Linked DNA regions of Homo sapiens: all the other regions are linked to region 3. Evidence: chromatin contacts called from ENCODE Hi-C or POLR2A ChIA-PET data. All regions are on one chromosome and are shown on one strand. The core of a region is the stretch at or near the end of the contact, and the rest is flanking DNA. Distances in the headings are between cores, read along the strand shown.

What was found. A loop is a pair of places that touch in the nucleus more often than their neighbours do. ChIA-PET counts read pairs that join two places held with the same protein, here RNA polymerase II (POLR2A). Pooled maps may share reads with other maps.
Region 1: a loop to region 3 is called in a pooled map, with 8 times the contacts of the local background. The contact joins the promoter of ZNF257 here to the promoter of ZNF486 in region 3. A Hi-C loop is called at or near these places in 5 of 50 pooled maps. POLR2A ChIA-PET finds 5 or more read pairs at or near these places in 2 of 52 experiments (CD4-positive, alpha-beta T cell and activated B cell).
Region 2: a pooled map shows a loop between it and region 3 (6-fold over the local background). The contact joins the promoter of ZNF708 here to the promoter of ZNF486 in region 3. A Hi-C loop is called at or near these places in 5 of 50 pooled maps. POLR2A ChIA-PET finds 5 or more read pairs at or near these places in 2 of 52 experiments (CD4-positive, alpha-beta T cell and activated B cell).
Region 4: a map of naive thymus-derived CD4-positive, alpha-beta T cell shows a loop between it and region 3 (4-fold over the local background). The contact joins the promoter of ZNF493 here to the promoter of ZNF486 in region 3. A Hi-C loop is called at or near these places in 2 of 168 maps with a recorded cell type or tissue (CD4-positive, alpha-beta memory T cell and naive thymus-derived CD4-positive, alpha-beta T cell) and 5 of 50 pooled maps. POLR2A ChIA-PET finds 5 or more read pairs at or near these places in 1 of 52 experiments (activated T-cell).
Region 5: a pooled map shows a loop between it and region 3 (7-fold over the local background). The contact joins the promoter of ZNF429 here to the promoter of ZNF486 in region 3. A Hi-C loop is called at or near these places in 6 of 50 pooled maps. POLR2A ChIA-PET finds 5 or more read pairs at or near these places in 5 of 52 experiments (CD4-positive, alpha-beta T cell, CD4-positive, alpha-beta memory T cell, activated B cell and 2 more).

Annotation. Positions count from the first base shown.
Region 1 is chr19:22,051,058-22,053,757 of GRCh38, reverse strand. It overlaps ZNF257 (zinc finger protein 257), which reads right to left and starts at 1,274. Exons shown (of 4, transcript NM_033468.4): 1 at 1,123-1,274. The coding sequence starts at 1,125.
Region 2 is chr19:21,328,160-21,330,859 of GRCh38, reverse strand. ZNF708 (zinc finger protein 708) reads left to right here and starts at 1,450. Exons shown (of 4, transcript NM_021269.3): 1 at 1,450-1,650. The coding sequence starts at 1,648. RefSeq lists a silencer at 1,137-1,358 and enhancers at 605-1,593, 1,478-1,657, 1,698-1,897.
Region 3 is chr19:20,165,827-20,168,526 of GRCh38, reverse strand. It overlaps ZNF486 (zinc finger protein 486), which reads right to left and starts at 1,313. Exons shown (of 4, transcript NM_052852.4): 1 at 1,167-1,313. The coding sequence starts at 1,196. The region is part of intron 5 of LOC105372310 (a long non-coding RNA gene); the gene reads left to right. RefSeq lists an enhancer at 1-731.
Region 4 is chr19:21,395,734-21,398,433 of GRCh38, reverse strand. It overlaps ZNF493 (zinc finger protein 493), which reads right to left and starts at 1,301. Exons shown (of 4, transcript NM_001076678.3): 1 at 1,167-1,301. The coding sequence starts at 1,196. RefSeq lists a silencer at 1,024-1,262.
Region 5 is chr19:21,504,226-21,506,925 of GRCh38, reverse strand. It overlaps ZNF429 (zinc finger protein 429), which reads right to left and starts at 1,324. Exons shown (of 4, transcript NM_001001415.4): 1 at 1,152-1,324. The coding sequence starts at 1,154. RefSeq lists enhancers at 339-940, 636-995, 1,006-1,325, 941-1,543.

The DNA.
Region 1 (2,700 bases), core at 25-2,524, 1.9 Mb before region 3:
GGCGGAGTTTCTCCATGTTGGTAAGGCTGGTCTCGAACTCCCGACCTCAAGTGATCCGCCCGCCTGGGCCTCCCAAAGTGCTCGGATTACAAGCGTGAGCCACAGCGCCGGCCTCAAACGCATGTTTTTATAAATTACTAAATTGGGGGAAACAAAATTGAGGCGTAGCCAACTATACACTACCATTTAACCTCTGATTACATAACAAGGAAATGTCCACCTTGATAGTACAAATTAACAAACTATGTAACTGCATCTAACCAATTACTGAATTTGGTTTTCTTTATCTCATGTTATTAAAGTCTTCTCTTCAAGCCCCTGCTATGGACGACAAATGACAAACCATAGCTGGGTACTTTACAATTTTTTTTTTTTTTTTTTTTTTTTTTTTGAGACGGAGTCTCGCTCTGTCTTCAGGCTGGAGTGCAGTGGCGCCATCTCGGCTCACTGCAACCTCTGACTTCCTGGTTCAAGCGATTCTCCTGCCTCAGCCTCCTGAGTAGCTGGGATTATAGGCACATGCCACCACGCCCGCTAATTTTTGTATTTTTAGTAGAGGCGGGGTTTCACCATATTGGCCAGAATGGTCTCAATCTCCTGACCTCGTGATCCGCCTGCCTCGGCCTCCCAAAGTGCTGGGATTACAGGCGTGTGCCACCGCGCCCGGATTTTTGAATCACTCTTTAATTAAATTCTTTAATATTTTTGCGGTGACTTCTGTATATTTTTAATAAGAGAAAAGAGAGACTCAGAACCCCACAGACCAAAGCTCTTCCCATTCATGAACCCCGCACCCCGAGTCAGGATTCTCCCCTGACGACTCTCCTGTGGTCCCTGCACAACCTGGGGAGACTCGGCGCTGCGGGTGCAGAGCTGCCGAGAGAGGGATCCAGGCCAGGGCACAGTCACTGCGCAGGGAAGAGACAGGACGCCCGGGGTCCCGGCTGTCAGCGCAGCCGCCATCTTATGGCTGAGGGGGACCGAGGCCGAGCTGGCCAAGGAAAACTCGGGCGCAGATGGTAGGGCTGACTGCAAGGAGGCCTGAGTCCCGCCACAGCGACTTCCCACAGGTTCCAACCACCCCCTTCCCCTCTCCCAGGATGTCGGACCCAGCACTCTCACCATTTCTAGGCTTCCAGGAGGACCTGGCGTCTTAGCTGGGGATCTCCCAATACCTGCAGGTCACAGGGCCACAGAGGCTGGGCCCCTAGGAGAAGAGGACACAGACCAGGGAAGACGAGACCTGCAGCTCGGGCTAGAGCGAGAGACAAAGTACCCGCCAAACCCGGAAGCCACCCTGTCCGCTCCAGCTTCGTGTCTGATTGGACGGTTTCCAGCCCAGCGTCCCTGACTGGATAACGTTTAAGGCCTCGCCCCTTTAGGCCCTGAGTGACAGGAGACGTGATCAGATGCTCGGCTGAATGAAGAAAGAGTGAAAGCCTAAGCTCCAGCCTTTTCAGGCAGGTTTTCCTCCCTGAGCTGAGCCAGGCCCAACCCAAAGGTATTTGCATTTAACCTTGTGTGTAAGGTCATATGCGTTTATACATAATACATAATATGGCCGGGCGCGGTGGCTCACGCCTGTAGTCCCAGCTACTCCGGAGGCTGAGGCAGGAGAATCGCTTGAACCCAGGAGGCGGAGATTGCAGTAAGCCGAGATCGCGCCACTGCACTCCAGCCTGGGCCACAGAGTGAGACTCTGTCTCAAAAAAAAAAAGAAAAGAAAAAAATACACTATATTGTTATTCACAAACAAAAATAATCTAATAACAACTATTTTAAAATTTCAGCTTTCCTGACCTTCCTGGCTTCTGGTTTTTTGATCAGGCAGCCTGAGATTTTAAGAAGGAGGCAATCATGGCCGGGTGCGGTGGCTCACGCCTGTAATCCCAGCACTTTGGGAGGCCGAGGCCGGCGGATCACCTGAGGTCAGGAGTTGGAGACCAGCCTGACCAATACGATGAAACTCCGTCTCTACTAAAAATACAAAAATTAGCGGGGCATGGTGGCGGGTGCCTGTAATCCCAGCTACTGGGGAGGCCGAGACAGGTGAACCCGGGAGGCAGGAGTTGCAGTGAGCCGAGATCGCTTTGAACTCCAGCCTGGGCACCAAAAGCGAAACTAAGCTCCGTCAAAAAAAAAAAAAAAAAAAGGAGGCAATCTTCTGAAATAGAATGTGAGCCAAATGTGAATTTTAAATTTTCTAGTAGCCAAACTTTAAAAAGAAAGAAGAAATAGGTCAAACTGATTGTAACAATTTCAGTAACCCAATATATCCAAAATATTACTATATGAGCAATGTGTAATTATTAATGTAGCATGTATATAGTTAGAACTATATCATTGGAACTAAGTCTGTTTTTTTTTGTTTTTTTTGTTTTTTTTTTTTTATTTTTTTTTGAGATGGAGTTTCGCTTTTGTTGCCCAGGCTGGAGTGCAATGGCACAAAGTGTGTTCTCTGCCTCCTGGGTTCAAGTGAGTCTCCTGCCTCGGCCTCCTGAGTAGCTGGGATTACAGGCATCTGCCACCATGCCCGGCTAATTTTTGTATTTTTAGTAGAGACGGGGTTTCTCCATGTTGGTCAGGCTGGTCTGGAACTCCCGACCTCAAGTGATCCACCTGCCTCGGCCTCCCAAAGTGCTGGGATTACAGGCGTGAGCCACCGCACACAGGCTACTAAGTCTGTTTTTTGCCTTTCCA
Region 2 (2,700 bases), core at 201-2,700, 1.2 Mb before region 3:
GCCTGGAATGCGCCTGGTCTGAACTGCGATGTGCTAGAAAGGTAAAATACGAGTTAGTTTCAAAGGTTTAGTTCCATATATATAGACACACTTCATTAATAATTACATATTTCTCACATATTAAAATGACAATATTTTCGATATATTGGGTTAAATTGTTACAATCAATTTCACCTGTTCTTTGTTTCTTTTTAAAAATAGAGCTAAACTCTTTTTAAAGTTTGGCTACAAATTAGCCGGGCATGGTGGCCAGCGCCTTTTATCTCAGCTACTTGGGAGGCTGAGGCAGGAGAATCGCTTGAACCCGGGAGGCAGAGGTTGCAGTGAGCAGAAATCGCGCCATTGCACTCCAGCCCAGGCAACAATGTGAGACTCCGTCTAAAAAAATAAAAATATAAAATAAAGTTTGGCTACTAGAAAATTTAAAATTTACATGTGGCTCACATTTTATGATTTTATTTTATTTATTTATTTTTTTTGAGACAGAGTTTCACTCTTGTTGTCCATACTGGAGTGCAGTGGCGTGATCTCGTCTCACTGCAACCTCCACCGCCCAGGATCAAGCGATTCTCCTGCCCCAGCCTCCCAAGTAGCTGGGATTACAGGCGCCTGCCACCATGCCCAGCTAATTTTTTTGTATTGTTTTAGAGACGGGGTTTCACCATGTTGGCCAGACTGATCTCGAACTCTGAACCTCAGATGATCCACCCTCTTCGGCCTCCCGAAGTACTGGGATTACAGGCGTGAGGTACAGCGCCCAACTTGTGGCTCACATTTTATTTCAGAGAATTGCCTCCTTTTTAAAATCTCAGGCTGCCTGCTCAAAGGACCAGAAGTCAGGAAGGTCACAAAATATAAAATTTTAGAACAGTTGGGCCGGGCGCAGTGGCTCATGCCTGTAATCCCAGCATTTTGGGAGGCCGAGGCGGGAGGATCACCTGAGGTCTGGAGTTTGAGACCAGCCTGACCAACATGGAGAAACCCCGTCTCTACTAAAAATACAAAAAAATTAGCCGGGCATGGTGGCGCATGCCTGTAATCTCAGCTACGCGGGAGGCTGAGGCAGGAGAATCGCTTGAACCCGCGAGGTGGAGGTTGCGATGAGCCAAGATCGCGCCATTGCACTCCAGCCTGGGCAACAAGAGTGAAACTCAATCTCAAAAAAAAAATTTTTTTTAGAACAATTGGGTTATTATATTCTTTTCATTTGTGAATAGCCATATAGCATATTATTTATAAGGGCATATGACCTTATACACAAGATTAAAGGCAAACACCCTCTCGGGTGGGCCTGGCTCAGCTCAGGGAGGAAGCCTTGCCTGAAAAGGCTGCAGCATAGGCTGTCACACTTCATTCAGCCCAGCATCTGATCACATCTTCCGTCCCTCAGGGCCTGAAGGGGCGGGTTTTAACATTATCCAATCAGGGACTCTGAGCTGGGGACAGTTCACTCAGACACGCAGCTGGACCGGACAGGGCGGCTTCCGGGTTTGGCGCGGCCTTTGTCTCTTGCTGCAGCCGGAGCTCCGGTCTCGTCTTCACTGCTGTTTGTCCTCTGCTCCTAGAGGCCCAGACTCTGTGGCTCTGTGACCTGCAGGTATTGGGAGATCCACAGCTAAGACTCCAGGACCCTCTGGAAGCCTAGAAATGGTGAGAGTGCCGTCCGACATCCCGAGAGAGGGGAAGGGCTGGTTGAAACCTGTGGGAAGTGGCTGTGGCGGGACTCAGGACTCCCCGCAGTCATCTCCACAATCTGCGCTCCGAGTTCTCCTTGCCTAGCTCGGCCTCAGTCCCCTTCAGCCATAAGATGGCGGCTGCGCCGACAGCCGGGCCCCCGGGCGTCCTGTCTCTTCCCTGCGCAGTGACTGTGCCCTGGCCTGCAGCCCTCTCTGGGCGGCTCTGCACCGGCAGCGCCGCGCCTCTCCCAGATTGTGCAGGGACCATGGGAGGGTGGTCAGGGGAGAATCCTGACTTGGGGTCGGGTTCATGAATGGGAAGAGCTTTGGTCTGTGGGGTTCCCGGTTCCTATTTTCTCCTATTAAAAATCTGTGGCAGTCATCGCAAAAAATATTAAAGAATTTAATCAAAGAGTGATTCAATAATTGTAGAGCACAAAAGTATGTTTTGTAGTTTGTGGTTCATGGGAGGAGCTTGAAGGAAAGACTTTTTATAAGGTGCATGATGAAGAAAACTATATTTAATAATCGGTTAGGTACATTTACGTAGCTGTTGCTGTTAAGTAGAAAGCCGGGGACTAGAGCCTCCTCAGTGTAATTGCCTGCCACTTAATTATTCTCACACTCCACAGGGGACTGATTTTCCCCTGCATTTTTCACATGCGTTCCAAGCGGGGTCTCAAGTGTACCTCCCAGCCCCATTCCTCCAGCCTAACTCTGGCCTGCAGTTAGATTTAAACTGCAAATAAACTAAAATACTAAATTTCTAGTTCCTTCTGACATTTCCAAATGCCAGCTTGCCTTTCCTAATTCACATTCTCAACTGTTTTTCCTTTAGTGTACATTTTTGATACTGTATTTTAGTTAATCATTTTTTGACAAAGCATTGGATGGCACTTAAAATTGTTTTCTGGTTGAAAATATTTCTCATGAGAAGAAAGCAAAAAATAATTCCCTGACACTGTATTTTATGAAATTTCTATGGCTTTTTTTTTTTTATCTTCCTCAGGCACAGAAATCTTAT
Region 3 (2,700 bases), core at 64-2,563:
ATGCGCCACCAAGCCCAGCTAATTTTGTATTTTTAATAGAGACAGGGTTTCTCCATGTTAGTCAGGCCGGTCTCGAACTCCCGAACTCAGGTGATCCGCCTGCCTTGGCCTCCCAAAGTGCTGGGATTACAGGCGTGAGCCACTGCGCCTGGCCCTTCTTTTGTGTGTGTGAAGGAGTCTTGCTCTGTCACGCACACTTAAGTACGATGGCGCGGTCTCAGCTCACTGCAACCTCCGCCTCCTGGGTTCAACCAATTCTCGTGCCTCAGCCTCCCAAGTAGCTGGGATTACAGGTGCCTGCCACCACACCTGGCTAATTTTTGTATTTTTAGTAGAGACGGGGTTCACGGTGTTGGCCAGGATGGTCTAGAACTCCTGACCACAAGATCCTCCCGCCTAGGTCTCTCAAAATGCTGGGATTACAGGCGTGAGCCACCGCGCCCGACCAGGAATGGGTTTTTAACCCCAACGTAGTTTTTGTTTTTGTGTCCTTCCCCTATTGGCTGGGGTCAGACCGCACAATCTAAGCTGATCCCGGTTGGCTTAGACCCAAACTTTTTCCAAATAGGATAAACGAGCGATTTGCGAGAAAAGGAAAAGGGAGAAAAAGGGGTAGGGTTGTTTTACAACTTTTACAACTTCTGATCAGGAAGTTGAGTCTTTGAAGAGGAATTTAGTTGTCCTAGCAACCCTTTACCTCAAGTGATCCGCCAGCCTTCGCCTCCCAAAATGCTGGGATTACAGACGTCAACCACCGCGCCCGGCCCCATAAATTTTTAACAAAAGAAAAGAGAAACTGTGAACCCCACGGACCAAAGCTCTTCCGAATCGTGAACCCGCACCCCGAGTCAAGATTCTCCCCTGATGACCTTCTCGTGGTTCCCGCACCATCTGGGAGAGACCCGAAGCTGCGGGTGGAGAGCTGCTGCACAGAGAGGGCGCCAGGCCAGGGCACGGTCACTGCGCAGGGAAGAGACAGGACGCCCCGGGACCGGCTGTCAGCGCAGCCACCATCTTATGGCTGAAGGGGACTGAGGCCGAGCTGGGTAAGGAGAAGTCCGGACGCAGATTGTGGAGCTGACTACGGGGAGGCCTGAGTCCCTCCACAGCCACTTCCCATCAACCAGTCCCTCCCCTCTCTCAGGATGTCCAATGGGCACTCTCACCATTTCTAGGCTTCTAAGGGGTCCCGGCATCTTGGCTGTGGATCTCCCAATACCTACAGGACACAGGGCCACAGAGGGTGGGCCTCTAGGAGCAGAGGACACAGAGTAGCGAAGAGGCGACCTAGAGCTCCAGATGCAGCGAGAGACAAAGGCCGCGCCAAACCCGGAAGCCGTCCTCTTTGCTCCAGCTGCCTGCCTGATTGGACGGTTTCCAGCCCAGCGTCTCTGATTGGATAATGCTTAAGGCCCCGCCCACTCAGTCCCTGAGTGACAGAGGATGTGATCAGATGCTGGGCTGAGTGATGAAAGAGTAACAGCCTAAGCTGCAGCCTTTTCAGGCAGGGCTTCCTCCCTGAGCTGAGCCAGGCCCACCCTAGAGCAAGGGAAAATTCTATCTCTTTTTTACTCTCTCTCTTTTTGCATGTATTCAAAAGGTGAACAGAAGTATTTTGCTGTCATATTAATAATACATAAAATTTTTGTTAGAAAATCAACTTTTACTTTGGTAATAGTGTATTATCAATACTAAAGCTAATTTTAATAAAACCTTATATATAAATCAGATTTGTCACTTTTGACCTCTCGAGATTTACACATATATTTCATAATCACTTGTAATTTTTTTAACTTTTTATATTTTATCTACATTCTTTTTTTCAATTTGAAACAACCTTTAAGTAATTTCAAATTGTTACAGGAAATAGAAATCATTTAGAACCAGGCGCAGTGGCTCACGCCTCTAATTCCAGCACTTTGGGAGGCCAAGGTGGGCGGATAACTTGAGTCAGGAGTTCAAGACCAGCCTGGCCAACATGGTGAAACCCCATTTCTACTAAAAATACAAAAAATTATCTGGGTGTGCTGGTGTGCACTTGTAGTCCCAGCTACTCCGGAGGCTGAGGCAAGAGAATCGCTTGAACCCAGGAGGCGGAGGTTGTGTAACAGCCCAAGGGTTTTACCTTGCCTTTTGTCTAGACAGAGCTGATTCATAAAGACAGGCCTTTTGCCTAGACAGAGCCCATTCATCAAGACAGGGGAATTTGTGGAGGAAAAGTTAAATATTAATTTTGAAATAAATTGAACACAGACACAAACAATGGTCACCAAGTCTCAGAACCGGTTGTGTGACCCCCTTGAGGCATTCATTGAGGCATTCATGTAGTGTCATTTCAGAGAAATCTCTGTTTCAATCTATTCCTATATGTTAGTTATTGAAAAACAAGATAACGTTTTTGTGTTCCTTGAGCCCAGTCGCAAAGGGCCCTAGTGACTGGGCCTCATGCCAAACATTTCAGCTCCATCAGGTCATTTATGTTCCTCTCCAAACTGTTTATTCTAGTTAGCAGTTCCTCTAACCTTTTATCAAGGTTCTTAGCTTCTTCAAATTGGGTTCGAACATGTTTCTTTAGCTCAGCAGAGTTTGTTATTAACCATCTTCTGAGGCCTACTTCTGTGAATTCATGCATCTCATCCTCTTATGTTCCTCTCCAAACTGGTTATTCTAGTTAGCAGTTCCTCTAACCTTTTATCAAGG
Region 4 (2,700 bases), core at 52-2,551, 1.2 Mb before region 3:
ACATTCTGGTAACATCTCTGTGCCTAGACAAGATGAAAGCAAAAGAGACAGAGATTTACTACAATGCAGTGTCAGGGTATTATTATTTGCCTTCTTTTCATGGGAAATATTTACAAACAGATAACAAATCTCTTTAAATGCACCATTTAACCATTTAATGCTTTGCCAAAAAAATAATTAAAATATGGTATAAAAAAGTACAGTAAAAGACAAATAGGCGATAATGTGAATTAGGGAGGAAAAGGTGGCATTTAGGAACGTCAGAGGAAACTGGAAATTATCTTACTGCAAGCCAGAGTGAGGCCGGAGAAATGGGGGATTGGTTCCAAGACTCTGCTTGGGACACAGGTGAAAAATACAGCAGAAAATCAGTTCCCTGTGGAGTGTGAAAATAATTAAGTGGCAGGCAATTAGACTGAGGTATTTCTAGTCCCTGAATTCTTACTTTAAAAAAAAAATCTAACTCAGGTGCATTATTTTTAATTACTACATTCAGAGAAACAAAATTCAGGCTTCAGCAACTGTAAACTGCCAATTAAGCTCTGATTACATAACCAGGAAATTTTCACCTTTAACGCACATATTAAGAAACCATGTAACTGTACCTAACCAATTAGTAAATTTGGTTTCTTCATCATGCATTTTATAAAAGACTTTCCTTCAAGCCTCTCCCACAGACCACAAACTACAAACCATAGCTGGGTGCTCTACAATTCTAGAACCACTCTTTGATTACATTCTTTAATATTTTTGCAGTGACGCCCATAAATTTTTAATAGGAGAAAATAGCAACTGGGAACCCCACGGACCAAAGCTCTTCCCATTCATGAACCCGCACCCCAAGTCAGGATTCTCCCCTGATGACCCTCCCGTGGTCCCCGCACAATCTGAGAAAGACGCGGCGCTGCGGGTGCAGAACTGCCAGAGAGGACTCCAGGCAGGGCACAGTCACAGTGCAGGGAAGAGACAGGACGCCCGGGGCCCCGGCTGTTGGCGCAGCCGCCAACTTACGGCTGAAGGAGACTGAGGCCGAGCTGGGCAAGGAGAACTCAGGGAGCAGATTGTGGAGCTGACTGCGGGGAGGCCTGAGTCCCGCCACAGCCACTTCCCACCGGTTCCGAGCAACTCCTTCCCCTCTCTCGTGATGTCGGACCCAGCACTCTCACCATGTCTAGGCTTTCAGGGGGTCCTGGCATCTTAGCTATGGATTTCCCAGTATCTTCAGGTCACGAAGCCACACACGCTGAGGACACAGAGCAGTGAAGGGTAGACCTGGAGCTCCGGCAGCAGAGAGAAACAATGGCCCAGCCACATCCCGGAAGCCGTCCTCGCCGCTCCAAATGTGTGCCTAATTGGACGGTTCCCAGTTCTGCGTGTCTGATTGGATACGGTTTAAGGGCCCGCCCCTTCAGGCCCTGAGTGACAGAAGATATGACCAAATGCTGGGCGGAGTGAAGAAAGAGTGATAGCCTAGGCTGCAGCCTTTTCAGGCAGGGCTTCCTCCCTGAGCTGAGCCAGGCACACCTTAGAGGGTATTTTCCCTTAACCTTGTGTATAAGGTCATAAGCACTTATAAATAATATATGGCTATTCACAAATTTAAAAAAATAATTATTTTAAAATTTCAGCTTTTATGACCTTCCTGGCTCCTAGTCCTTTGAACTAGCAGCCTGAGATTTTTAAAAGGAGCCAATCTTATGAAATAAGATGTGAGCCACATGTGAATTTTAAATTTTCTAGTAGCCAGACTTTAAAAATAAAGAAGGGCCGGGCGCAGTGGCTCACGCCTGTAATCCCAGCACTTTGGGAGGCCGAGGCGGGTGGATCGCCTGAGGTCAGGAGTTTGAGACCAGCCTGGCCAACATGATGAAACCCCGTCCCTACTAAAAATAAGAAAAAATAACCAGGCGTGGTGGTGGGCGCCTGTTATCCCAGCTACTCGGGAGGCTGAGGCAAAATAATCGCTTGAACCCGGGAGGTGGAGGGAGGCAGAGGTTGCAGTGAGCCGAGATCGCCCCACTGCACACTCCAGCCTGGTCAACAAGAGTGAAACTCCATCTCAAGAAAAAAAAAGAAGAGAGAAAGAGAGAGAGAGAAAGAAAGAGTGAAAGAGAGAGAGAGAGAAGGAAAGAGGGAAGGAAGGAAAAGGAAGGAAGGAAAAAGAAGAAAGAAAAGTGAAGAGAAGAGAAGAAAGAAAATAAAAGTGAAAGAAAAGAAAGCCGGGTGTAGTGTCCCATGCCTGTTATCTCAGCACTTGGGGAGGCCGAGGCAGGCGGATCACCCGAGGTCAGGAGTGCAAGACCAGCCTAGCCAACATGGTGAAACCCCGTCTCTACAAAAATACAAAAATTATCTGGGTATGATGGCAGGTGCCTGTAATCCCAGCTAATAGAGAGGCTGAGGCAGGAGAATCACTTAAACCCAGGAGGCAGAGGTTGAGGTGAGCCAAGATCACGCCATTGCACTCCAGTCTGGGAAACAGAGCAAGACTCCATCTCAAAAATAAAAAAATTTTAAAAAGAAGGAGAAGAAACAGGTGAAATTCATTGTAACAATTTAATTAACCCAATATATCCAAAATATTATCATTGTAATATGTGAGCAATATGTAAAGATTAATGAAGTATATATATATTTGGAACTGTATCTTTGAAACTAACTCTGTATTTTACCTTTCTAGCAAATTGCAGCGACATTCCA
Region 5 (2,700 bases), core at 75-2,574, 1.3 Mb before region 3:
GTGGTGGTGCCTGCCTATAATCCCAGCTACTCAGGAGGCTGAGGCAGGAGAATTACTTGAACACGGAGGCGGAAGGTGCAGTGAGCCGAGATCGCGCCACTGCAGTCCAGATTGGGCAAGAAGAGGGAAACTCCATCTCAAAAAAAAAAAAAAAAAAACAAAAAACTAACTCAAATGCTTTTTTTTTTGTAAATTACTACACTGGGGAAAACAAATACAGGGTTAACTATTAACTGGAATTAAGCTCTGATTACATAACCAGGAAATTTTGTAAGCTGAAGATGGAAATTAAGAAACTACGTAACCCTACCTAACCAATAACTGAATTTGCGTTTTTGTACCATGCGCAAAGTCTTTCCTTCAAGCTCCTCCAAAGGACCACAAACTACATCCCACAGCTGGGTGCTTTACAATTTTAGAACCACTCTTTAATTAAATTCTTTAATATTTTGCAGTGACTCCCCTTTTTTTTTTTTTTTTTTGTTTGAGATAGTCTCATTGTGTCAACCAGCCTGGAGTGCAATGGCACAATCTTGGTCTCCTGGGTTTAAGCGATTCTCGTGCCTCAGCCTCCCACATAGCTGGGATTACAGATGCCTGCCACCACATCCGGCTAATTTTTGTATTTTTAGCAGAGAGGGGGTTTCACCATGTTGGCCAGGCTGTTCTCGAATGCCGGACCTCAGTGATCTGCCCGCCTCCCAGCAAACTGCTGGGATTACAGGCATAAGCCACCGCGCCCGGCCACTCCCATAGATTTTTAATAGGAGAGAATGGGAACTGGGAACCCCACGGACCAAAGCTCTTCCCGCTCATGAACCCGCATCCCGAGTCACTATTCTCACCTGACGCCCCTCCCATGGTTCTTGCACAATCTGGGAGAGACTGCGGAATTGCGCGTGCAGAGCTCCCCAGACAGGGCTACACGTCAGGCACAGTCACTGCGGAGGGAAGACAGGACGCCCGGGGCCCGGCTGTCAGCACAGTCGCCATCTTATGGCTGAAGGGGACTGAAGCCGAGCTGGGCAAGGAGAATTCCGGGCGCAGATTGTGGAGCTGACTGCCGGGAGACCTAAGTCCGCCACGGCCACTTCTCACGGTTCCGACCAGCCCCTCCCCCTCTCTGGGGATGTCAGACTCGGCACTCTCACCATTTCTAGGCTTCCAGGGGGTCCTGGAGTCTTAGCTGTGTATCTCCCAATATCTGCGGGTCACAGGGCCACACAGGCTGGGCCTCTAAGAACAAAGGACACAGAAATGAAGACGAGACCTGGAGCTCTGGCTGCAGCAAGAGCCAAACGCCCCGCCATATTCCGGAAACCGTCCTGTCGCTCCAGCTGCGTGCCTGATTGGATAATGTTTAAGACCCGCCCTCTCAGGCCCTGAGTGACAGAGGGTGATCAGTTGCTGGGCAGAATGAAGCGTGACAGCCTAGCTGCAGCCTTTTCAGGCAGGCTTTCCTCCGAGCTGAGCCAGGCCCACCCTAGAGGGTGTTTGCATTGAACCTTGTGTGTAAGGTCATATGCATTTATAAATATACTATATGGCTAGTCACAAATGAAAAGAATATAATAACAATTACTTTTAAATTTTAGCTTTTATCACCTTCCTAGCTTCTGGTCCTTTGAGCAGGCAGCCTGAGATTTTAAAAAGGAGGCAGTCCTCTGAAATAAAATGTGAGCCACATGTGAATTTTTAATTTTCCAGTAGCCAAACTTTAAAAAGAAACATGAAACACGTGGAATTGATTGTAATAATGTAACTAACCCAATATGTTTAAAGTATTATAATTTTAATATGTGAGCAATGTGAAAGGAAAATATCTTGGGCCCCCAAAATTACTAAGGAAAACTCAAGCTGGGAACTAAAGGCCAATCAGAAACTCAAAAGAATTTGAGTCCACCTATCTGTGACCTGGAAGCTCCCTCCAGCTTCGTGTCTTCCTGCCTTTGCTTCAAGTTGTCCCACCTTTTCAGACTGAACCAATGTACTTCTTACATATATTGATTGATGTCTCATGTCTCCCTAAAATGTATAAAACCAATATGTTCCCTGACCACCTTGGGCAGGTGTCCTCAAGACTTCCTGAAACTATGTCATAGGCGTGTTCTCAACCTTGGCAAAATAAACTTTCTAAATTAACTGATGTCTCAGATTTTCTGGGGTCACAGCAATATGTAATTATTAAGGCACTATATATATTTTTGGAACTAAATCTTCGAAACCAACTCTGTATTTTACTTTTCTAGCAAATTGCAGTTCAGACCAGGCACATTCCAGGCACCCAGGAGCCACACATGGCCAACAGCCACCACGTTGAAGTGCAGCTCTGATGTCAGGTGGGTGGAGGCCCTGAACATCCCTTTTCTGCCAGAGGTGAGGAGACAGCCTCTCTCTACTAACATCTATCTTCGGTTCTGAGGGTGCGATAGATAGTGGCCATAGCAAGGGCAGAGGGCAGCACAAATAAAATAACCACAGGTAGACCACTCTTTGCCACCTGTTGTCCACCTTTCATCCAGAGATCAGACAGTGAACAAAAAATTCTGGGGCCACAGGAGACAGGAGAAGAAAACTCTATGTCTTTGGGTCTGTCCACAGTCTTAACCTCTAACTTTAAGATATGAAGAAGGCCGGGCGCGGTGGCTCACGCCTGTAATCCCAGCACTTTGGGAGGCCGAGGTGGGCGGATCACGAGGT